Regions from separate parts of the Mus musculus genome. Here regions 1 and 2 are each linked to region 3. A link is a loop called in an ENCODE intact Hi-C map of the cell type or tissue named here. Cell type or tissue: gastrocnemius. All regions are shown on one strand.

Region 1 (8,000 bases), 690 kb after region 3:
ACCTTTAAGATACTCTGGCAATTAAACTGGCCAAAATTGTTCAACTATATTTCAGCAGCTTTATTAATTTCCAGATTATAGTGGGGAAATATCTGTATTGTTCAAAAAATAAGCAGACCATTCTTCAATTAGAAGCAAATGCATGAACAGTTGTAAAATACTAATAATCTTCAGACTCCATAAGTTGACCTGTACTATGTGATATACTAAGTAGCATATGCCTCCACCAAGAGTTCAATTGCGTAGACAGAACAAAGCATTTTATTTGATTAAAGTAGGATATAAACATTTAAGGAATATTTGTAATCCTGTTGTGGTTTGGCTGTGGCTCCACCAACATACCCCCCCAAAAAAGGTCTGTGTTAAAATCTTGCCCCCCCCCACTTTCTCAACTATGTTCATAGCAACTTTATTCAAAATAACCCCGAACCAGAAACAACTTAATTTTCCCTCAACTGGAGAATGGATAAAGAAAATGTGGTACATCTACACAATGGAATACTACTCAGCTATTAAAAATAAAGACATCATGAATTGTGTAGGCAAATTGGTGGAACTTGAGAATATCATTCTGAGAGAGGTATCCCAGACACAAATGGACATGTATGGTATGTACTGACTTATGAGTAGATATTAGCCATAAAATACAGGTTACCCACACTCCACTCCACAGACCCAAAGAAGCTAAACAGGAAAGAAGTCACAAGTGAGGAAGCTTAACTGTCACTTAGAAGGGGTAATAAAATAATCATAGGAAGAAGATGGAGGAAGGAGACTGGGTGAGGGAGAGGATGGGAAGGGGAATAGGGGTGGTTTCAGGATCAGGTGTGGGGAAGGACAGGAAAGAAGGCCAGATGACCAGAAGAATGAATGAAAATCTGAAACTCATAGGGGTAGGGGAGCATCTCAAAAATAAATAAATATAAAAAAAATAAAATCTTAGTTCCCAGTGTAATGTTTACAAGTAGACTGTTGGGAAGTAACTTGTCTATGGAATTGCCTGATCAATGACTCCATCCACTGATGAGAGATTTAGAAACACAAATGAGGTCTAGCTGAATAAAATTAGTCACTGGGGGCATGTTCTTGAGACCTATGTCTTTTCCAAAACCTTTTCCTTTATTTGTCTTCTCTCCTGGCCAGGGAGAAGGGGAGTATTTAATCTCCCCACATTAGTCCATAATGCTCTGCCCCAGCAGAGACTTAGAAACAATGGAGCAAGCAACCATGGATGGAAACTTCTCACACTGTGAACTAAAACAAATCCTTTATTGTTTAAACTGTTTCTTGTCAGCATTTGTCATGATGACAAAAAGGTCTGCCCCAAGAGTCTGTACAACTTCCTGCTCTTTCCATCATCATAGACATGCATCCTCTCCCAGAGGATTGATTTTGTCAGTGTTTTTGTAGTCTGGGAAACAGCAGGACAGAAATGTATGTTCTTTAGTTCATTGTGTGGACAGTGCCTTGGTCAACCAGAAAAAAACAAACAAACAAAAAAACAAAAAAACCCAAATGTCAGAGACCATCCCATGAGAAAGTGAGCCCTTCACAATCTCCCTAACAGGCCAAATGGCCTTGTGCTAGGAGCTGGTTATCACCCCCTTCCCCCCTATTCCCTTCCTGGAACCTGAGGCTGTAAAAGCTGAATTATAGTCCCCTCTTCCCTATCTCTTCCTGAACTCCCATGACATCCAAGGACATGAGTTACGCCTGAGCCTGGCCTGACACCCAAGGCTGTCAAGGAGGATCTATGTTCCAGAGATAAGATGCAGAGTGCCCTCTGCCTGGCGCCTGACTTCGGCCCCCATGTCAGCAGATGCCCACTTCTTTGTTCTTTGTAAAATTCCCCCTCGACCCCTCCCCTATTCCCCATGATGTATGCTTTAAAAGGAAGGCACCTCAGCATAATAAACGAGACCTTGATAGGTACCATCTTCTTGGTCTCCTGTTTCTCTTTCTCTTCCTCCCATTTCCTTCCAGGTTTGCGTTCCCCCTTGCACCCACAAATAACTGAATCCCGTGGGATGGGATACCCAAAGGTTTGGAATAAAAGCAAATAGTTTGATACAAGCCTTCAGAAAATAACACTTTGTGTTTTTCCAACAATCTATCATGGATTTATCAGTTTCACTGTTGTTCATAGGAGGTCCACATTTACTATACAGGTTTTGGAGTAAGCCATCAACCTCTGAACTGATACAGTCTAATAACATAAGAATGAATTAATGACTTTCATGTAACCTAGTTGTTACACTAACCAGAACACACAACTCACCCTGCTCATGCCATCAGGTCCTGGGTGAGAGGGGTGCCCAGGAGGCCCTGGAGCACCTGGCTGACCAGGCACACCTGGCTCTCCATCAATTCCCTGAGGACCACGAGGACCCTAGAAAAGAAAACCAGCTGTCATTAGAACCATCTTAAAATGTGTCCGTAGAAAGCTAAAAGCAGTTTTAGATAGCAGTCATGATAATTACAAACAGACAATCTAAACACTGTCAGTGTCAACACAGTCCAGCACTTCTGCTATGGAAATGTAGTCTTGGTAAGAATTGTACTTGATGTATGAAATCTTAGAATAATCAGAAAATCACTTCACTTTAGCAGCATTTAGAATGAGCTTTGTTTGGTGAGATTTTGATGCTTATGTGAATTTTAAAAACAGGTTCTAAATTCACTCGTCTGTCTTGTTACAACATGTTATAGTTAACTAGAAAGAGCCTGCTTAACCCGAGTCCACCCTATCTTATCCAAAAGTATAAAAGACCTCAGTAGAGTTTTTTGGTCTATTTCATCTTCCAAAGTACACAAGACTTGCAGAATATCTGGTGCATGGTTGTTCTCCAACATTGTGGATAACATTTGCCCATTTCACTCTTCTATACTTTAAGTCTGGCACATTTTATTTTCCTTCTCACCCAAGTGGTCAACCAGACCAACGAGAATTCAGAGGCAAGGCACTGTGATCCAGCAGAGTCTAGTTCTCAGAGGAGTGATCACTAAGCCATGCTGCCAAGCCCCGCCCTCCTCCTAACCCACATTCTGAGGACAGCTTGGGAAATAGCCAAGTCCTCAAGTCTGAAAAAGCTACATCTCCCAGCTTCATCATTCACATCAGACATGTGAATGTGTGCATGCATGTGTGTGTGTGTGTGTGTCTGTGTGTTAATCTTAAAAGTCTTAATAAGTTCCGATAAGAAAGAGAAGAACACATTAGTCACCAGATAATTTCACTTTTATCACTAAACATGGAGTTTAAGTAAAGTGGTATGCTGCTGTTAAAAAATAACGGAAGCTTCTAATTCTTAGTCAAGAGGGTAGCTCTTCTTGGCCCACAGTTAGGACCAATAATGCAGCAATATTAACAAGCTGAAGCAGCTGGTTAACCATACTTTGCTATATTCAAGAATCCATGTCTTTCAGTATTGGGCCAAAAAAAAAAAAAAAAAGCCATTTATGCCTTTGTATTTAGGTAGAAAAGTCAGTCTAGAAAATTCAAAACTTCTTGAAAAATATTTCTACATTTAAAAAATCAACCTCCTTCTTGCCCCTAAACTACTGGCAATTCGCTAAGCTCTTTCTTTAGGCATGAGCAAGCTGATTCCAGCTTTTGAGTCAGGCTCCTGGATCACACAGTGTGTAGACACCTTTTACCTCTACACCAGAACACTGGAGAAGTACTTGAGCTTATTCATGGTTCTCACTGCCCCCCAATTAAACTATTAAATGATAACTGTTATTATATACAAAAAAGGTAACAAAAATAAAATGTTGGGGCTGGTGAGATGGCTCAGTGGGTAAGAGCACCCAACTGCTCTTCCGAAGGTCCAGAGTTCAAATCCCAGCAACCACATGGTGGCTCACAACCATCTGTAACGAAATCTGACGCCCTCTTCTGGTGTGTCTGAAGACAGCTACAGTGTACTTACATATAATAAATAAAATAAATCTTAAAAAAATAAAATAAAATAAAATGTTAACTCCAAAAACAGTTCCAAAAAACAGAAAAAAAATATTTATTTTTTTATGTGAACCAAAAGAGATCTGGTTAGTTTAACTCTCTAAACTGCTAATGTATTCGTTGGTTAAGATGGATCAGATACCAAGCTGGGTCTGATTTGGACTCTTCTCTAGTCTCCTGGAATCGCCTTTAAATATCCATTGTGTTTTGGTCTAGCACAATTTGAGATTTAAATTAATAAACATTTATGAAATTTTTCTAAAACAAAATGAAATTTAATGAGAATAAGAAAAACATTATGTAGACATTTTGCTGATGAAAATAAAAATAAACTATAATTGGGGATACATTAAAATACATTTCATATTTCCAATTAAAGTTAGTCATATAAATTTTGTGTTGGGGAAGGAAATGTTCTGTGTATCATCATTTTTCTTCCATCCCCCAGAATACTCTCAGGCAGCACTCTGCATAAAAGTACTTGTGGATGGCCACTAGGTGGCAAACTTTAAACGTTCACATGAAGAAAAGCTGCACACTCCACAAGAACTTTGTACCTCCTGCGGGTTAGCAGTTTGATTGCACAAAGTCCTGCACACGTAACCACTCACATGGGTACATTATGGAATGTTACAGCTGCAATAATTGGTGCATGTTTCACTGCACAGGTGACTCCTTAGGTGTCACATGCAATTTGTACTTAACATATGATTGAATGTTCATCTCCAGATAAATGACGAGTTTGTCAACATGAAGTAACCTGGATAATAATGTACTCTAGACTAAAAACCTTTGAGTGTGAAGCAATTTGAATAATACACTCTAAACCAGGGACTTTTGATGACAGAATCATGGTGGTCACTGGCTTCATGAGTTTCTATCTAATTACTACTACTCAATCCAGTACAATTTTGCCTAGATTTGGCAGCATCAATTCATTTTTATTTGCAACAATTAGAAGAGAAATGAGGGTTGCTACTGGCATCTGGTAGGTAGAACTGACAACAATCCCACAACATATAAGGAGTTATCTGGTTCAAGGCTTTTATAGTGTTAAAGTTGAGAAACCACATTACATGATGTAAATGATTTGTATTGTTTGATAGTACTAGAAACTGGAATTATTTTTATACCACTCCTTATTGTGACAGTAAAGACCTCAATCCAGCAAATATATCCAAGGAGGATTGTGTTATGAATCAAAATCTTCTACCTATCAGTATTCTGTGATATGCTTGTAGCTAGAAATTAGTGATGGTATTTATACCAAGATAATCAGCAAAAACTACAAATCACATATATTACCACTGCTCAGACTATCAGAGGAATGTATTCATACAAGAAGGGGGGTAGGAATGATTGTAGAAGCCAGAGGGATGAAGGACACCAGTAGAACAGAGTCTACAGAATCAACTAAACAGGGCTCACAAGGGTTCAAAGAATCTAAAGATTTTATTTGTCTTATAAATATGATGAGTGCACTGTAGTTATCTTCAGATACACCGGAAGAAGGAATCAGATTCCATTACAGATAGTTGTGAGCCAACATGTAGTTGCTGGGATTTGAACTCAGGATCTCTGGAAGAGCAGTCAGTGCTCTTAATCCCTGAACCATCTCTCTAGCCCAGGCTCAAAGAATCTAAAAGCAGCAACCACAAGGCCTTAATGAGGCATCTGCATACATGCTGTGGTTGTTTAACTGGGGTTTTTCTGTTGTTATTGGACTCCTAACAGTGAGAGTGAGAGCATCTGACTCTTTTACCTGATTGTGGGGAAAAATCTTCTACCAGGTTGCATTATACAGCCATGGTCTGAGGGGTTATGCCTAGTCTTATTGCATTTGTTACTCTGTGTTCAGTTGATATCACTGGGAAGCCTGCTCTTTTCTCAAAGAAACAGAGAAGTATATTTGGGGAGAGTTGGAAAGAGGAGGAGGAGGAGGAGGAGGAGGAGGAGGAGGAGGAGGAGGAGGAGGAGGAGGAGGAGAGGAGGAAGAGGAAGAGGAAGAGAAAAAAGAGAAGGAAGAGGAAGAGAAGGAGAAGAAGAAGAAGAAGAAGAAGAAGAAGAAGAAGAAGAGGAAGAGGAAGAGGAAGAGGAAGAGGAAGAGGAAGAGGAAGAGGAAGAGGAAGAAGAAGAAGAAGAAGAAGAAGAAGAAGAAGAAGAAGAAGAAGAAGAAGAAGAAAGAAGTCACCTGCAGTAGTAGTTGCTCTATACTCTTTTAAATAGCTGCTTTTATTTTTATACCCAAACACAGAATTATAGCTGATCAACATTCTCTCCCGTGGGACTAAGAGAGGAAACAACTACCTCGCTATGAAAGAAAAAAAGGGACAGGGGATAGGGATTAAACTCATAGTTTTCTAGCCAGAAACTCTGAATCTGCAATCATTATTTTCATAGCAACTTCCATGTGTCATTGGGCAGTGTCATCAAATATCTAGATCTAGATAGATAAGTAGATAGATGATAGATAGATAGATAGATAGATAGATAGATAGATAGATAGATAGATAGATAGACAGATAGACAGACAGATAGATAGAGGTGTGTGTGTGTGTGTGTGTGTGTGTGTAGTACAAGTACATTGGTAAAATATGTTTTCTGTGTAACCACCCTGACTCCACCCAATTGAATTCACCTTCTGCCTATCATTTTCATTCTCTAGTGACACCTGAAGAGCTAAAAGCTTTTAAACTATTAATTCTGTGAAGTAGTTCAGTGGGACAGCAATGGAGAATGCACAGCAGAATGAGAGAATGTAGTTTCTTCCCACCACAAATGGTTCCAACTTGCTTGGGGGAACTGTCATTCACCTACAGGCCTATGAATTCCATCCCTGATGACAGCTCCATTGTAAAAGTGTTCTGTTTTTGGTGAAATGTTTAGATGCCTTTTAAGGACACTAGAAGTAAATAAATTTTCTGTGTAAATTTTACTCATTAATTAATGTCTTTTTCCTCTATCCAGTTGTGTATTTCACTGCTAACTAAAAGTCATAGAGTTCGGGTGTTTTACCTTGGCTACACATTCTTCTCATTATTTACCAATGAATGATAACATGCGATCTCACCACAATTCACTAACCCTGTTTCTTAAGTTAAATTGATTTTAATTTGACTTTATAAAGGATAAGTGATTTCAGTTATACTATCTCTCTAGTAAACAGTGGGCAATAATTTTCATGCAGTAATTTGCTCTGAATTTGGACAGCTAAAAGATCATTTCACGAACATAGATTTTGTAGAATTTATTGTTAACAGTGCCTCAAAGGTAGAAAGTGCAAATCAGCTCATTTCATGTACACTTACAGGTCTTCCTTTAGGGCCTCGGTCCCCTCTTGGTCCTTGTGATCCTGGGGGGCCCTAGAGCATAAGAGCATAAATGAGGATTATGAACATAAACATTTACGAATGATATTTTAAGGATTCAATTGATATAAGAACATTGACACAGAAACATCACATTTCAATTTAGAGCACTGGAAGACTGGACAGCAAAGTCTGTGTGTATGATTACTTTACCCACAAAAGGGCAGAGTGAATTAAGAGTGAAGTTTGAAGATCTGTAAAGAATTAGATGACACATAAAGAAAGATGCTGTGTAAGTAAGCATATTAGGGTAAAAACTAATTGTGTCTTTTTAAGCACCATTTTTACTTCTCCTAGTGTGAATCATTGGCCATTAAGATCTAGGCACAAAAACAAAACAAAAAACAAAAAAACAAACAAACAAACAACAACAACAAATAAAAATGAGTTCAGGTGTGGAGACTTGCATAAAAGTGTGGATCCTAAATTATCAATTGTCTGGTAAAATATGTGCATTCAAACAGGTTCACAATGTTCTGGGTCAGTCATCACTGGTCTGCCTGCTGCTGTCAGTTTTATGTCACTTCATGTATTCACTAGTTGACTTAATATATTATTTTTACTGCATACCTACACACATATAATCTACTTATAATGAATCAAATTATAATTGCCACAATTTCTGTTCTACTTACAAATATTTTATTTCAAAATTATTATTTGTTTCA
Region 2 (8,000 bases), 190 kb before region 3:
GTTCTAACATCCTTGGGATCTTTATACCTCCAAGCCATTTCCTAAAGAAGTTCAGTTTGAAAGTTAGACAATGAACATAACTTACACAAGAGCTAATTTAGAGACTTTAAGTTTTCTGAGAAACTACAAAAGCATACACTGATGCGCATTATGTGCAATGTCTGGAAAGAGGCAGCTGCGGAGACTCGTGTGTTTTCAAGTATCCATCCAACACTGAATATACTTTGTAGTAATAATTTGTTTTCTGTGTAGTAACTTTGACCTGTCATAGATAGGGAACACAGATCTAAATAAAGAACGAACTCAGATCTTCAGGAAATGGTTTTAATCAGGCAATGAGGACAAGGCTGCAAAGGAGACTCTTACTGAGAGGGGAACACCGGGTTGTAGCTCCGAGAACCCAGGCCTTAGCTCTCCAAAGGCAGACCAGTTTCACCATGGAGTTTAGTGAGAAAGGGGTTAAAAGTCCTTTTAAAAGCTAGTAGAGGCAAATGAACAGCTAAAAGAACATGCTCTCCAGTAGTTTGTAGACTGGAGTTTATAATGTTCATCTCTGTAATCAGATACTTTCTTTTGGTCCTATATTTAAGAAGAGTTGTTAATTGAAAAAGATCTGCTGTTTCTTAATCTAGTATATTCTTGGGAGTCTAGTATTCTATGCTAGACTAGACTCTATGGAGTCTAGTATTCTAGTATTCTAGAATCTTTTACAACTGCATTAAAATACCCAGTATTTACAGGTATTCTTAGGTGATAGCTATACTGATAAAATCATTATGCAAATGGCATTGCTTAATTACCCATAATTATTCATGAATTATTTACGATTATTTACAGAAAAAACTACTATACTTGTTTTCAAGTGTTTTTGTTGTAATTTCCTTCCTTCCTTCCTTCCTTCCTTTCTTTCTTTTTTTTTTTTTTTTTTTTTTTTTTTTTTTTTTTTTTTTTTTTTTTTTTTTTTAGGGTTCTGTGTATCCCAAGCTTTCCTTTAACAAGTTATATGCCTAAGATAATGGTAAACTTCCTATTTCTATCTCCTGAGTGCTGGGTTCACTTGTGTGTGTCACCACATCTATTTTTATGGTGCACATTAGACAAGGAGCCAATAAAATGAGCTACATACTCATCCTCTCTGTTATAGTAATTTCAATGTATGCTTATTTATTTTGATAAAGGGGAAAGCAAGCAAGGAAAAAAGAAAGAAAGAAAGAAAGAAAGAAAGAAAGAAAGAAAGAAAGAAAGAAAAGAAACCCACGAGCCAAATTCACGCGATCTAAACGTGGAGTCAGGAAATCACCTAACATCTCTGACCTTCCTTTACCTTAGGTTCCAAACAAAGGAGTTTGCTTAGACTACATGATCTCCACATTGTTTCTGTTGGAAATACTGAGAGGTTGGGTCTTTTTAATGCAACAAGTATCCGAAAAGGCTCACTCACTTATAAAATGTTTGGAGAGGAATTTCCACTAGCATATCCTGTCTCTTCAAATTACAGCAAAATATGATGGAATGTTTAAGAACCTTTTTTTTTTTTCTGTCTTCTTTCTCTAAAACTCGTCTATTTTAACCCCTGTACACTTGACTGCCATAAACTATAAATAACACCTAAGTCTTTTCTCCTATTGTAATTGGATAGGTAACAAGAGTGTCCTGGAAAAGAGAAAGAGTAAGAAAGGGGTCTGAAATGGATTTCGGTCCCTCTGCTGCCTCTGCCCTGGCTTGGACTACATCATGTTCCAAAGCACATCGATATTTACGCATGTTAGCCGTGTAAACCGCTTTATATCTTTCCCCTTTATTTTTACATCCGAACTAAAATTGGGACAGCTAAATTTTAAGGATTATCTTCCCAGAAAGGTTCTCAGCGGTCCTCTCACGCTCCAAGATTCTCTCTTATGAGGATGTGTTCTTCTTCTTTTCCCAGTCAGAAGTTTACCAGGCTCATTTAAGAATAGTTTGCTGTGGCTGGGTGTGGTGGCGCATGCCTTTAATCCCAGCACTTGGGAGACAGAGAGAGGCGAATTTCTGAGTTCAAGTTCGAGGCCAGCCTGGTCTACAGAAAAAAAGGAATGGTTTGCTGTTTTCCTCTCAACTCCACACCATTTCTGTTCTGAATTCTGAGGTAAGCACAGAAAGATTGCTAATAAGTAGAATGTGGCTGTCGAGAAAGTTGTCCTATTATTTTGGAGGGAGGGTGTTGGAGTAGGGGGATGTAGGGTTGTGGGTCCCAAGTCCACTCCACTACAGGGCACCGGCGCTTGGGAATCTTGACAGGACTTACCCCACACTGTCCCTGGGTGGGTGTTGGGCTGCAGGGAAGCCACGGGACTCTGCTCCGGGGGTGGGGAAGCACAGCCTGAGGTGCAGGACAGCCAGAGCTGGCTTGGAGCTCCCCAGGCCTGTGATAAGACCTGGTCTTCTGGTTCTCAGGCTCTTGGACATCCAGGTGCGGCTGGAAGCTGAGGAAGAGCTGAAAGCAGAGTGGGGGCCCGAGGGTTGGATCTAGCCCAGGGCCAGGGTGGGGGAAAGAAGGGAGGAGCTCTGGCTGGTCTCAGGGGAGAGTCCTTGGCTTGAGTTTAGCTTGGGCTTGGGTCCTGGCTGGGAGCACAGAGAGGCCTTCTATGGAAGATTACACAGTGGCTCTGTAGACAAAGGTCATCTCCGTGTCTCCCTGCGGCAGATCCTGAAGAAAAGAGGCAGTCCTTGGTTTTAAGGCATTTATTGTCATGGCAGAAAGTGGATGTGTAAAACCATACCCCCCTTCTCAGGGTGGGCCTGAGATTAAATACCTTTTACAGGGAGAGTACCTCATTAAAATAGAGATTAGATTTGAGCCTATGTGACCACAGGTCATATCCTCTACCTGTGGAGGGGCTTGGGGAGTTGCGCTTATGTAACTGATGACCACAAATCTATGGAGGATGGAGGTGGGGCTACAGCTAGTGACAGAGGCCTGGTGTCCAGGAGCAGGCAAAAACTCCTACTGTCCCTTCATGGTCTCCTGGGCATTTAGCCTTAGCTCAACCAGGGACCAGCTACCTTTCACCGCCCCACGGGGGGGAGGGGTAACGTGCAAAGATTCAGACAGAGTTTAAAAGAGAAAGAAAGAAAGAAAGAAAGAAAGAAAGAAAGAAAGGAAGGAAGAAAGAAAGAAAGAAAGAAGAGAAGAGAAGAGAAGAGAAGAGAAGAGAAGAGAAGAGAAGAGAAGAGAAGAAAAGAAAAAAGAAAAGAAAAAGTCTAGTCCCTGCAGCTGCGTTTCACGAGGCTGTGGAGAGCCCTCCTCACTTATATTTATGCCCTTTCTGTGTCACTTTCTTTTTTGTTAAACCTCAGAGGTGTTTTAAATTCTTACCAAACAGCATCTGTGGGAGGAGGTTTAAAAGGAAACCTGGAGCTGTGGAAGTGGGGCGGGGCCGGTGTTTTCTCTCCGTCTGAAATAAGAATGGACAGCTTCTTCTGGAAACCGGTTTCTTTCTGTCTTACTCCCTAACCTCTCCAGGTCTGCCTTTAAAAGCAGGACAGTTCTGCATTACTGCAGAAAACCCCACCAGCGTCCCTAGTGCGCACACAGAGCCGGAGTTTTCTTCTGGCCGAGAGGGGGAGCCCGGCGATCCTAGCCCTCAGCAACCGGGAGTCCCGACCCAGCCCCTGCCGTCGCCAGCACCAGTTTGGGCTTCAGCGGATTAGAAGGAGGGAGAGGACCAGAGCCCTAGGGTCCGGAGCCCAGTGCCTTTCGAACCTGCACAAAGTTTTCCTGTGGGATACGAACACGCGATCGTGGGCCACGGTTCCCGGAGCTCCTGTGCCTGCCCCAGCCCTGCGACCGCATCCCTCTACAAGCCAGGGTAGGAAGCGGGAGCGTCTCTGGTCCGGCCAGCTATGGCCAGGTGGCGCGGAACCAGGAACAGACCCCGAGAGGAAAGCGCAGTTAGCAGGAGGGTGAGGAGGGCACCGGGCTGCGACCGCTTATAGGTTGCGCAGATTCCGACCCCGAGGGCACAGGGAGTCTGTGGGCACTGAAAGAGGGACCTGTTGCTGCAGGCGGGGGCAGTGAGGGAGGAAGATGGGGCCACCCAGGGACGCCAGCCCTGTGCCTTCCCGCCGCATCCTCCCCTCGACCCAAGGAGGAACTTCTGGGCGAGGTGGGGGCTAGCAGGCGTCGGGAGCAAGCGGTGGGGGGACGCTGGACCATCCCGCCCGCTGCGGGTGCATGGAACAGAGGCTGCTCAGCAAAAGGAGGCATCGCTGGGTCAACTAGGCGACCCGAGAGCCAACTTCCTCCAGCTTGGTCTCGCTTTGTTTGGGTCGCTGTAAAAATGTGGGCAGCGGCAGGGGAGGCGGCAAGGAGCTTGTGACTGGGCCGCAGATACTTTAAAGCCCTACGTGGGTAGGGCCCCCACTCTCGGGCGGTGTCCATGCGGCTGCCCTTTGGCTAGGCCGGTCAGATCCCCGCTTCTGCGGGCGTTATGTTAGTGGGACTCAGCTTGCCAAGCTTGCTTGCTCTGGTCCACCTCCTGGTGGTGGCCCAACTGGCTCTCTATCCTGGGGCTGCTGGGCTGATTTCCCTGTTTGCAGGAGGGAACTCTGGGCAGTCTAGTTTTCTTGGAATGTGTTTACAATGTAGAATGGGACTTGAACAGGAAGCTGAACGCTGCAGCTAGAAATAGCGTGCCAAGGTAGAGTGAGGGAGATACAGCTGCTGTTGGGGAAACTCTCAAGTGTGGGCTGGCAGTCAAGGAACACCCCTACCTCACCCCGACACACACACACACACACACACACACACGCACACGCACACACACACACACAGCGTCTTAGTTTTTCTTGATGGAGCTTGTCTTTGTTAATAGACATTTACGTGCGATATTTCAGTCTGTTTGACAACATAATATCAATTAGGAAGATTTAATAACTGTGTATTCTGTCTGCTTTTAAAAATGCTGCACCAACATTTAAGAATGAAAACTTTCTAGACTCTGTCAATTCTATTAATTCTAGGGCTTGCAGAGGCCAGGATACCTATGATTTTATGTAGTCCATATGGCTGAACAGGTCGTAAAAGAGTACGAATTAGAAAACAGAGTAAACGATGAGAGGTGGAAAATCCTGAAAGGAATTGGATTTTTTTTTTCAGTTTTGCAAATTGCCTGGTTGCTCTGCCAGCCTTTCCCTCCTTCTTCCTCATAATCAAATAGCTAGAAATTGCTAGAAAACCCACCGAATGGGAGAGTTTGGACGCTGGTGTCTGCAAGCTTTTCTAGAAACAACGGTGAGACTAAGGTACTGCTTCACTGCATAATTAAACTCTCCTTGAGCTGTCCAGGAGCATTTCCCAAGTTTTTAAGACTGACAAGAAAAGAATGGAAGAATCTGGCAGGCAGCCAAACTAGACTGAACTCAGTAGGCAGGCCTGAAAGAGACTCGGGAAGTTGCAGGGCATAATTTGAATGGCTTGGTGGTGGTACTGGGGCTTAAATAGGGGGGTTCTTTTAAAATGAAAACTTTAAATGACTAAGAGTCTTTGGGGAAAAAAATAAAAACAAAAACAATTGACTAAGCATAGAATGCAGTTGAATATCAAGGAGAGTTAAGAAGGCCCAAAGGGAAGTGTGGTCCTTTCCACCCTTGCTCTGAAATAGCAACAGTTTGCGTGTGCTTACCCTGTTACTCGGTCTTCTCCAGATGCACCTTGTTAGCTGCCACTTCAGTCCTTCAGGCCTTGACCTTTCTTCTTTGTTTTCATGGCCAGTAAGAATGAAAGACCAGCACTGAGCAGATGGTTTTCCACCTAAATTGATTAATTCAATTAATTTCAGATAGCTTGGATTTGGGATCATAGAATTAAAGGGGAAAATTCATCTAGTATGTCTTTCTTGTATTACAGAAGAGCCCCCATAATAAACAAATCTTCCTCCTTTCCCTGAAGCAGGATAAATCAGGGTGCAAACTTACTGCTCCTTTCTCAATTCCAGGCAATCTAGAAACCCTGAGCCTTATCTGAAATTCAGACCCTTTTCTTTATTATCTTTGCTTCTATTTAATCTGTCCCTCAATTTGTTCCTTAGTGAGGTGGATGAGGTAGGCATGGGAGGTAAAGGGTAAAAAGCAAATGTGGTTTGTATTCCTTCTGAATGTTGGAGTTTGAGGTTGTAAATGTCACTCTTCTCTCTGAGGTTGACTTTATGAATCACCCTGTGCAAAGTGTCTTTCTTTACCATGACTTTAGTTTTTCCACTTGCAAAATAAACTTTCCTCTACACATTCCCAAGGTCACTAAAGGGATCAAGTGATGTGAAAAGCTTTTTTTTAAAGGTCATGACTTTTCTCACTGAGTCTATGAGAATAAAATTGAGTTGTTTATATCTGTTATACGTGCACAATAATATTTCTGTAAACTTATTTTTTACCTTTTATTCATAGCTATAGTATGACTGCATTGATATTATTGCTACTCCTCCCTTTCTGATTTAACATCTCCTGTCCTTTTCCCACAATTTGTCAAGTTAATCTCTTCATATATCACACACACACACACACACACACACACACACACACACACACAACTAAGAAAAACCTTACTACTTTCACTTACTGTTACTGGTATGTTTAGGATGACCACTTGGGATAAAGTAACTTGTGTCAAGGATCCAGTCCCGGGAGGAAACTCTTCTCTCAAAGCCACTGATTGACTGTAGCTCTTCGTGGAGGGATGGGACCTTGTGAAAGATGCACATTCACATTGTCATATCAGCTAGTATTGTCATTACGTTGATCTTGTTAGGTGACTGTGTTGTTGACGTTTCATGAGTGAGGTTTTTCCATCATGTCTGAGTTCTCTGTCTGGCAGTAGCTGTCCTTGTCCTTCCTCTTCTAACAGAGTTTTCCCTGAGCTTTAGGCGTATGAATTATGCTGTAGATGTATTTGGGTCTGGATTACTCATGCCATTTAGTCTCAGCACTTTGAACAACTTAATCTGTTGGAAAAAAACAAAACCCTCTTGGATGAGGCATGAGGGTTGCTCTTATCAAAGGGGCAAGTGTGAGAGCCAGAGTCAGGAGCCAGGGCTCGGAGTGCACAGTGTCTCAAGCCTAGGAGGGTGCCATGTCTCAGGCCTAGGAGTGTTCAATATCTCTGGCCTAGGAGTGTGAAGTGACTCAGGTCCAAGAGTGTGCAATATCTCAGGACTAGAAGTATGAAAAGTCTTAGGCCAGCTTGGTTTTCAGATTTTCATTGCTGAGCATGTTGAGTGAGATTTTGTTATAATAAAGGCTGAGTCATTTTGTTAAGCAGAAGAGAATAATTCATTGCTATTTGTTTATCTTTATATTAAAAAACAGTTAATTTTGAAGCATAGCTTATATTTTTCTTTATGAAACGTTAACAAGCATGTTTGCAAAATTGTGCTTATTTAGTTGTTTATCAATGTTTGCACATTCATTTTTTTGGTGCTTTTGAGGTAGTACCTCATTCTGTATCCCGGAATACCTGGTAACTCACTATTCATGTATCCAAGGCTGGTATACACTGGAAAAGAGGCAATCCACCAGCCTCATTCCATCTTTTGAGTTCAGGAATTCCAGGCATGAGCCTCCTTGCTAGCCCGCCTTTCTTAGAAGCAACATTTGAGAAACTAAAATACATTTGTAGTGTAGAAACTAACTGGTGATAAGCACAACAATTTCCATATGGATTCTATGCTAGATTTTGGAGCCACTGATGGGTTGACTCCTTTAGTATTTGTTATGTGCTGAATATGAGCCTTGTTTCTCTGTCAAGATTTTAGCACTGAACTCAGCTTTGTTTGTTTATCTGTATGTGTTAATTCATTTGTTGTCTGTATGAACATCTATAACTTGTGAACTTGTTAGTTGGTGAGTTGGTGATATGTGATACTTGTGAAATATTTAATTTTTAGTTTAGCTAATAGATACTATGTCAACAGTAAAACATATTACCTGTTTTTAGGTTCCTTGTGTTATTCATAAGAACAGGACAA
Region 3 (8,000 bases):
CTAATCTACTAAATTGATTGAGAAGCAAAAAGGTTAAAAGGCACTTTAAAAAAAATCATAGTATGATGATGTTAACCTGACATAGAAAATCCATCCTATTATATTTATAGTCTGTGTTTTTGCTTACAAAGATATGTTCTCATTAATCTATTTTTCTTTAATCAGAATATCATTAGTTAATACAGCACCAATATTCTTTATTAATCTTAGTCTTAAAATTTTGTATACTTTAACATATATGTAGTTCTATTAACATTTCAAAACCAATTATGAAGTAAATATATACAATAAATTGGCATATTTTGAATTTGATAGAAGTAAAATATACATTTCATATTTTTATTTTTAAATAATTCCTTCATGTGCTAAATAGTGACACATTTCATGGCAGATTCAGTCAATCTTCTATTTGCTTTTGTTTTTAACTTTATTTCTAGAGTGATTCTTACATATTTGAGGGAGCAGACAAGGCATTTTAAATGGCTCCCTGTTGATGTGCAAGACTGCTCTCTGCTGGCAAAGAGGCATGAACCTCAAAAGAGTTCATTTTAAGGAATCCTTGAAAATGAGGATACAATTCTCAAACTTGTCCATACTTTTATATAGTGCTTATGGTGAATATAATGGGATGAAGGAATCATTGAGAGAAAAGGATAACAACTCAATGAGGTATATGCTGCTTTAACCCATTGGTAGTTATAAATATTTGATAAATATTAATCAAATGTGACATACTGTAATATAATCTTTAAAAATTCCATGAAACAAATATTTTATACACTAGCAAACTTAATGGATATTTCTATACTTTCAATTTCAATAGACTGTAGACTACAAAATGCCTATTCTTTGTGCAACTGCCTAGATCATAAGTTTTCTAGTACATTGAACTGAGAGATTTTCATTCTCTGTGTAGAGTTACATCTACAGTTGTTCTGTATTTATCAAAGTCATTTTGAAACATTAAAACAAAGAGATGGTATAGTTTGTCAATTAAAAAAATATATATACACCACGTTGCCATACAGACTAAGAATGTACCAAACATTTCTATTGTAGGTAAGGAAATTTCAAAAGATGGACATTTATGTTGCTGCCAGCAGAATGCTGGACTGTACTGCTAGCTCTATTTCTTTCACGTTGTTAGTGACCTCACATTGCATTTTCTCTTGCTATTTTTTTTTCTGAAAATTCACCCAAGTCCTTCTGTAATAGTATTTTCTGAGAAAACAACAACTCCCTGTGAGTCCAAGGTCCTTGCAGTTTTCATCCTAAAGCCCTGTGACATCACTAGTCTCCTAGTCTCCTTCTCTCCCTTCCTCCCTCCCTCCCTCCCTTCCTTTCTTTTCTCCTTCCCTCTCTTCCTCTCTCTGTCTCTATATCTCTGTCTCTCTGTCTCTGTCTCTGCCTCTCTCTCTCTCTCTCTCTCTCTCTCTCTCTCACACACACACACACACACACACACACACACACACACCACTAGGACAGTTTCTTCTAAGCTCCAAGTTTGTAGACATAGTTATTGGAGTCCTCATCATTTTAAAAGGCATTCTTTAATATAAATATAATTGATTTCATGGTGACCTTTCCATAGGTTCCTGGTCTCTAATTCACCATTCCTTATCTTCTTACAACATCTTCCAAATTTTCCTCTAGAAGCTAGAGAACAGAACGCGTCTGTTGACATACAAATAAACAAGGAATGGCATTTATCATATTTATAAAGCACATTGCTATTTTTATGTTATTTCAGTTGCTCTTTAAGATGATTTTGCAATGAATGAAGAACAATGTTAATATTCTTTTATAGAAAAGTCAGATAAAGACCTAGGCTGATTAATTTTCTAATATATCCACAGTCTAAGTCTAGAGTGTATTCTAGTACCTTATATTTTGTTTGAGTTTCACCAATACTTTATAAAGAACACGGGATGCACATAAGTAGCGTGTACTTAATTTAGGGATTACAGCTTTTGAAATTTGAAAATGAAGAGGAAATATAAGAAGTAAATCCTTTCAGTTATAAAATCAAGTTTTATGTATTTATGTTTTATGTATTTGTATGTATTTGTATGTATTTGTATGTATTCGTATGTATTTATATGTATTTGTATGTATTAAACATGTATGTGCCTCTGTGTATATGTATATGTGTATAAGTATATATGGGTATACATATGTGTGTGAATATATATACATGTATGTGTGTGCATGTATTTTGTATGTAAATATGTATATAAATGTGTATGTGTTTGTGTATTGTATGTGAGTGTGTATGTATGTATGTGTATGTATGTACTTGCTCTACTTTGTAGCCTGTGCTGGTCTTTAACTCACTATGTAGCCCAGGTTGGCCTATGATTCCCTGCCTCAATCTTTCTAGTGCAGGGAGTGCAGGGATAAGGAACGATGATAGGCTCTAAGTGTATTTTTTAACTATGTAAGGTAAAATTTGATAAAATTAATGTAGCGAGGTCTACATTAAGACGTACTTTCATTCAATACCATTAGCTTACTTAAAGGTAAAGCCTATCAAAAGTGGTGTTAAAACAGTCTTGGAGTATTGATGTTTATGGATTTACTATGAATCTTCTGGAGTTTGTCCACATTTTTCCCATAGGGGTATATTTGCATATAATATTTATGACTCCTGTCATTTCTGTCAAAGTATGACTCTTACTCTATAAAATTATTATCAGTTATTGATACTGTCTGGAATTGACATGGCATGCCCTCCTAGCTCAAGTTTTGTTTGCATATAAAAATTCTTCTTTTCCCACTCTCCTTGCTAATAGGACGTTAGTGATGCATCTGCCAATGGCTTTGAAATATTCAGAGAGCTTGAGAAAAAGAGTCTGCTATATGGATTAATTCTGATCTAAAAAAAAAAAACTGGTTGTTGTTAATTCTTTTCTTTTTGAACCGTTTATCCTTTACATGATCTAACATGGTACATTCTTGGTTTAAATGTTAAATACGCACCTTTTAATCAGCTCTGAAGCTCTGATATGTACAAATGTTCTGGCTCTGCTGCAAACTGAGAACTATTACTAGGACCTAATCAAAGCATGTATTTGTATATTCTATGATTTTAAACTTTCATTAGTGCACATCAGTCCGATTGTATTTTAGCCTTGAGAAAAAGGAGTTTTGATAACGTGAAGCCAGTATGATTAGCAAGTACAGAGTTAGCATTTACTCACTCTTAACTGTTGAGACTGAATTTATCTCTTTGAAATAATTTATCCCAATGAAATAATTTCACTTTTCATTCCAGTAAGAATCTTCAAATAAAAAAAAAAACATAGGTATGACATGTTAAGAAAAATAACTTTTGAAAAATAAGAATTGCAAATAGTCAATGCATTTTCATGTAGTATATAGAAACTGAGCAACAATTGTTCTCCTTCATTAAGATTTGGGTTTGAATTTTTGCCTAACTTTCTCATACACACTATCAGCTCCAGAGGGTTCAGTGATGGGTTTACTAAAGTCTGTGTCTCATGGATGCTCATGTTCAGTTTCTTGGCAGTACCGAAGTGGAGCAGCCAAAGGGAACAGAAGTTGTGAGAGATGCTGTCAGGAAGCTGAAGGTAAGAGCTCTTCAGAGAAACGGCTAGTGTAATGATCTTGTGTCATCAACAGATTGGCAGAAGCTAAAACATAGATATCTGTTTAAATTACTCCTTAAATTAAAAGATAACTTAAATTCTCTTTAAATTACAATTAAATAAATACCACCTGTTCAGGGAGACATTTTGAATTATAGACATATTCATGCAATTATTTTTCTGTACGTAATATATTTTTCTATAGTATAATTTCTTACAGTAACTAAAGACTTTTAAGGCAGAACTCAATCAATGTTTATAGTCAGTGATCTCCCTTTCTATGTCCTGGACAATATGTACTCCATGCTCTAAATCACAACTAGTAGGAACTTTATATAAATCTCTAACAATTAAGATATCATATCTACCAGTTGAAAACAGTTAGTGTTCATTCCAAAGCAGAATACTAAGGATACCCTAATGGGCCATGCCAATGAGCAGCTTTAGGGGAGCTTGTGTGACTAAGAAAGCAGAAGAAAATATTGAATAAACACCCCAAATATTCATGAGTAATTTATGGAGTAAAATGTATGCAACCCCCAAAACTCATGTTCTGCAAGTTTCCTGCGAAACCCTTTTGCCACAAGCATGCTTATGAAATAGCTCACTTCTCAACAGTCAGCCCCACCGAGATTTTACAGCTAGGGTATTTCCTTCAAGATAATGGGTATCCTCATGATGTCAGAGGTCTACAGACTTATATTCACAAAGTTAGCTTTTCTTCTGTGTGGCTACTCCCATAATTTACTGCATGAGGCACAATCTTATTCTAATTTTGATTTCCAGGTCATACATTTATTCCATGGGAATATTAGGTGTTTTACCTAATATTTATTCAAATTAGAAAGTGTCTTAAAAGAACAATTATATTGGCAACATTCCTTTATATCTTGGGAATTCTTCATTCCATATCTCATACCCGAAACGAACTTCAATGACTTTTAAAACTATGGCTATATGTATTATATGACATTTCTGTATAATTTCATACTTAGAACTGAAATAATATTGTGGAATATAATGGAAAGCAGTAAGAGTTTTAATGTACACCTAGTGGGCAGTAGGTTTTATTAAATGTATATCTCTCACAATATGCATTTAACAAATATTTTGGCTGAAAAATTTGTTTCTCAGGAAAGGATATGTATATATTAGGAGAGAATATTTTACTAGTGAACATGAGGAAGACAATGGTTTTTATGTAAATTTGTTTTAATATTTCTTTTATGTTGTATCTGTTATCAGAAGCTATGATACAATCAATATTTACACATATTTTAATTTTGCTGTCATATAGATGAGACCAGATGGTGGCGCTGTGGCTCCACTAGAAATAGAAAGTACCAATTGCTCATTACCTCATTTTGATTTTCTGCTTATTTTTCTCAAACCCATATTTCCTGACTCGTTTGTACATATATTATACTGTTATACTCAGATTTTTCTCATGTAATTAAAAATGCTATTTATATTTACTCCCCTTTCAAAGTCTTTCAAAGTTTGCATTTTAAATGTAATGGCTTTTTTGACTTTTGATAATAATTCAAAATATAAACATAATGCAGGGTGATGAAAATCGTAACAAATTTTCAACAATGCTATTTTCCTACCTCTGTACCTCATGGTATCTGCTTGAGTTTTAGCAAAATGCTTCTAAAGATTTGAATGCTGACTAGTCTGTGACTGTAGAGAATTCCAAGTTTGTAAACTTTAATGTAATGATTTGTGTAATAACTGAAATGTTCCCATATTCTGTTTGCTGAAACAAACAGAATTTTTTCCTGTTTACTTATGCTTAAGCTGACATTTAAGAAAATGATAGGTATCTAAAAGAACTTAGCACTGCTGTCATAATAAAGTTCGTTTTCAGAAGGGGTCTGGTTCAGTACATTCAGGGCAAATACCAGGACTCAATTTGTGTTTACCATTTGTTATGTTTCTGTATGAGTACACACTGAACATTGGGATCAATGTCTTATGGACCCAGTTTGAAAGGCCCTAGTGGGTGAAGCTCATTTTATACACACAAAGCAGCTTCAGTGTGATATATAGCCTTTAGAAGATACTGACAAGACATGTTAGTCAGCCGGGGTCTTCAGCGCTGTATTTCACTCTGTGTACCGTATTTCTGTTTTTCTTTTACTTTTTATTCAACTGACCAGTTATCTAGAACTTAGTTATATACAAAAACCATGATTATTAGCAATTATTTAGCAACTAAGTAGGAGAAACACAAAGTAGTGCCAAATAATTTGCAGATTATATGATAGGATACATAAGTGATCCTAAAATCCCACCAGAGAACTCTTACAGCTGATAAACACCAGCAAAGTATCCAGCAAAGTGGATGCATATGAGATTAATTAAAGAAGAAGAAGAAGAAGAAGAAGAAGAAGAAGAAGAAGAAGAAGAAGAAGAAGAAGAAGAAGAAGAAGAAGAAGAATAGTTCTCCTATATACAAATGCCAAACAGACTGAGGAACAATCAGGAAAATAATACCTTTCACAATAGCCTCAAATAATATAAAATATCTTGGGGTAACTCTAGCCATGAAAATGAAAGACCTGTACTATAAAAATTTAAAGTCTTTGAGGAATTTAAAGAAGACATCAGAAGATAGAAAGATCTCCTATGCGCATGGATCAGTGAGATTAATATAGTAAAACTGGCCATCTTACCAAAGCAATCTACAAATTCAATGAAATCTCTGTCAAAATTCCAACACAATTCTTTTTTTTCTCATTGCAGTTTTTTTTTCATATTTTGGGGATTTATTTATTTATTTATTTATTTTTATACTCCAGATTTTATTCCTCTCCTGGTCCACCCTCTGACTGTTGCACATCCCATACCTCCTCCCCACCCTCCTGTCTTCATGAGGGTTAGGTGCATCTTCTCTGAATAAACCCAGACCCAGTAGTCCTCTGCTGTATATGCCAAGACAATTCTTTAGAGACCTGAAAAAGACAATTCTCTACTTCATATGGAAAAGCAGAAACAAAGAAACAAGCAAAAACAAACAAACAAACAAACAATCCCAAAAAACCAGGATGGCTAAAAATAAAAAAAAAAAATCTTGAACAATAAAAGAACCACTGTATGTCTTTGTGTTGCTAATTTCAAGTTGAACTGCACAGCTATACTAATAAAGCTACATATTGTTGTCATGAAAACAGACTCATTCATCAATGAAATATAATTAAATTACTAGATATGAATACACAAACTTATGGACACCTTATTTTTATAATAAAGCTAGAATTACATACTGGGGAAAAAATCACTTTCAGCAAATAATGCTGCTCTAACTGGGTGTCTGTAGAAGAAGGAAAATAGATTTATATTCATTACACTGCACAAAATTCAGGTCCAAGTGGATTAAATACCTCAACATAAAATCTGACACACGGAACTTGATAGAAGAGGAAGTGGGGATAGCCTTGAATGCATTAGCACAAGAGACGACTTTATTAACTCAAGACTGATAGCTCAGGTGTTAAGATCCACAATTAATAAATGCGACCTCCTGAAACTGAAAATCTTCTGTAAAACAAAGGACACCATCAGTAAGACAAAGGGGCAGTCTACAGAATGGAGAAAGATTTTTAACAACTCCACATCTAATAGAGATAACAAACAAACAAAAAAACCAAATATTCCAATTAAAAATGAGGCATGGATCTAAACAGAGAATGATCAGTAATGGAATCTCAAATGGCTGAGAAAATTTTAAATAAGTGTTCAATATCCTTAGCTATCAGGGAATAGCAAATTAATTGCAACTCTGACATTTCATCCTACATCTCTCAGAACCGCCAAGATGAATAACACAAATGACAGCTCACGTTATCCAGGTTGTGGGGAAGGGCACTACGTTTCCAGTGCTGGTAGCAATGCAAGCTTGAACATACGGAAATCAATATGGGCATTCCACAGAATGTTAGAAACTGATCTGCCTCACCATCCAGCTATGCTATAGGCACAAAGGATGTTTCATGCTACCATAAGGATATTGCTGCTTTATTTCTAATAGGTAGAAACGGGAAACAACCTAGATGTCCCTCAACATAAATCACATTCAAAACAAAACAAAACACAACAAAACAAAATTGTGGTACATTTATACACTGGAGTATTACTCAGCTGTTACAAAAACACCACCATAAAATTTGCAGGCAAATGGATAGAACTAGGAAAAAAAAAATCCTAAATGAGGTATTCCTGATCCCAAAAGGCAAATATGGCATGTATTCATTAATTAATTAAATTAAACTGAATCATTAAATAAAATTAAATAAATATTATATTAAAATATAGATTTAATAATAAATGTTTAAATAAATGATAAATAAGTTAATGATAGCCAACCCAAAGAGAAGGGGTCTAGAG

What was found. Hi-C counts contacts between places; a loop is a spot of excess contacts. Peaks named below come from ENCODE experiments on the same cell type or tissue, not always from the same donor. Only the 100,000 strongest peaks of a DNase experiment are listed, where the experiment ranks them.
Region 1: a loop joins it to region 3, with 5 times the contacts of the local background. A loop is called at or near these places in 5 of 42 quality-filtered maps.
Region 2: a loop joins it to region 3, with 4 times the contacts of the local background. A loop is called at or near these places in 14 of 42 quality-filtered maps.

Annotation. Positions count from the first base shown.
Region 1 is chr1:45,427,620-45,435,619 of GRCm38, forward strand. It overlaps Col5a2 (collagen, type V, alpha 2), which reads right to left. Exons shown (of 54, transcript NM_007737.2): 6 at 7,273-7,326; 7 at 2,279-2,389. Among named protein-coding and RNA genes, the nearest start is that of Col5a2, 72 kb to the right of the region's middle. In gastrocnemius, a CTCF peak has its summit at 4,461 (motif pointing right); DNase peaks (open chromatin) are centred at 3,015 and 4,487; H3K27ac peaks cover 1,907 bases.
Region 2 is chr1:44,548,025-44,556,024 of GRCm38, forward strand. It overlaps Gulp1 (GULP, engulfment adaptor PTB domain containing 1), which reads left to right and starts at 3,647. Exons shown (of 11, transcript NM_028450.3): 1 at 3,647-3,848. It overlaps Gm39635 (a long non-coding RNA gene), which reads right to left and starts at 3,433. Exons shown (of 3, transcript XR_865406.1): 1 at 3,356-3,433; 2 at 2,285-2,686. In gastrocnemius, CTCF peaks have their summits at 3,600 and 4,512; DNase peaks (open chromatin) are centred at 2,372, 2,502, 3,661, 3,928 and 2 more places; H3K4me3 peaks cover 2,728 bases; H3K27ac peaks cover 2,846 bases.
Region 3 is chr1:44,740,953-44,748,952 of GRCm38, forward strand. Gulp1 (GULP, engulfment adaptor PTB domain containing 1) reads left to right here. Exons shown (of 11, transcript NM_028450.3): 4 at 3,522-3,593. It overlaps 4930521E06Rik (RIKEN cDNA 4930521E06 gene), which reads right to left and starts at 3,997. Exons shown (of 3, transcript NR_040602.1): 1 at 3,980-3,997; 2 at 3,204-3,284. In gastrocnemius, CTCF peaks have their summits at 506 (motif pointing left) and 4,923 (motif pointing right); a DNase peak (open chromatin) is centred at 4,923.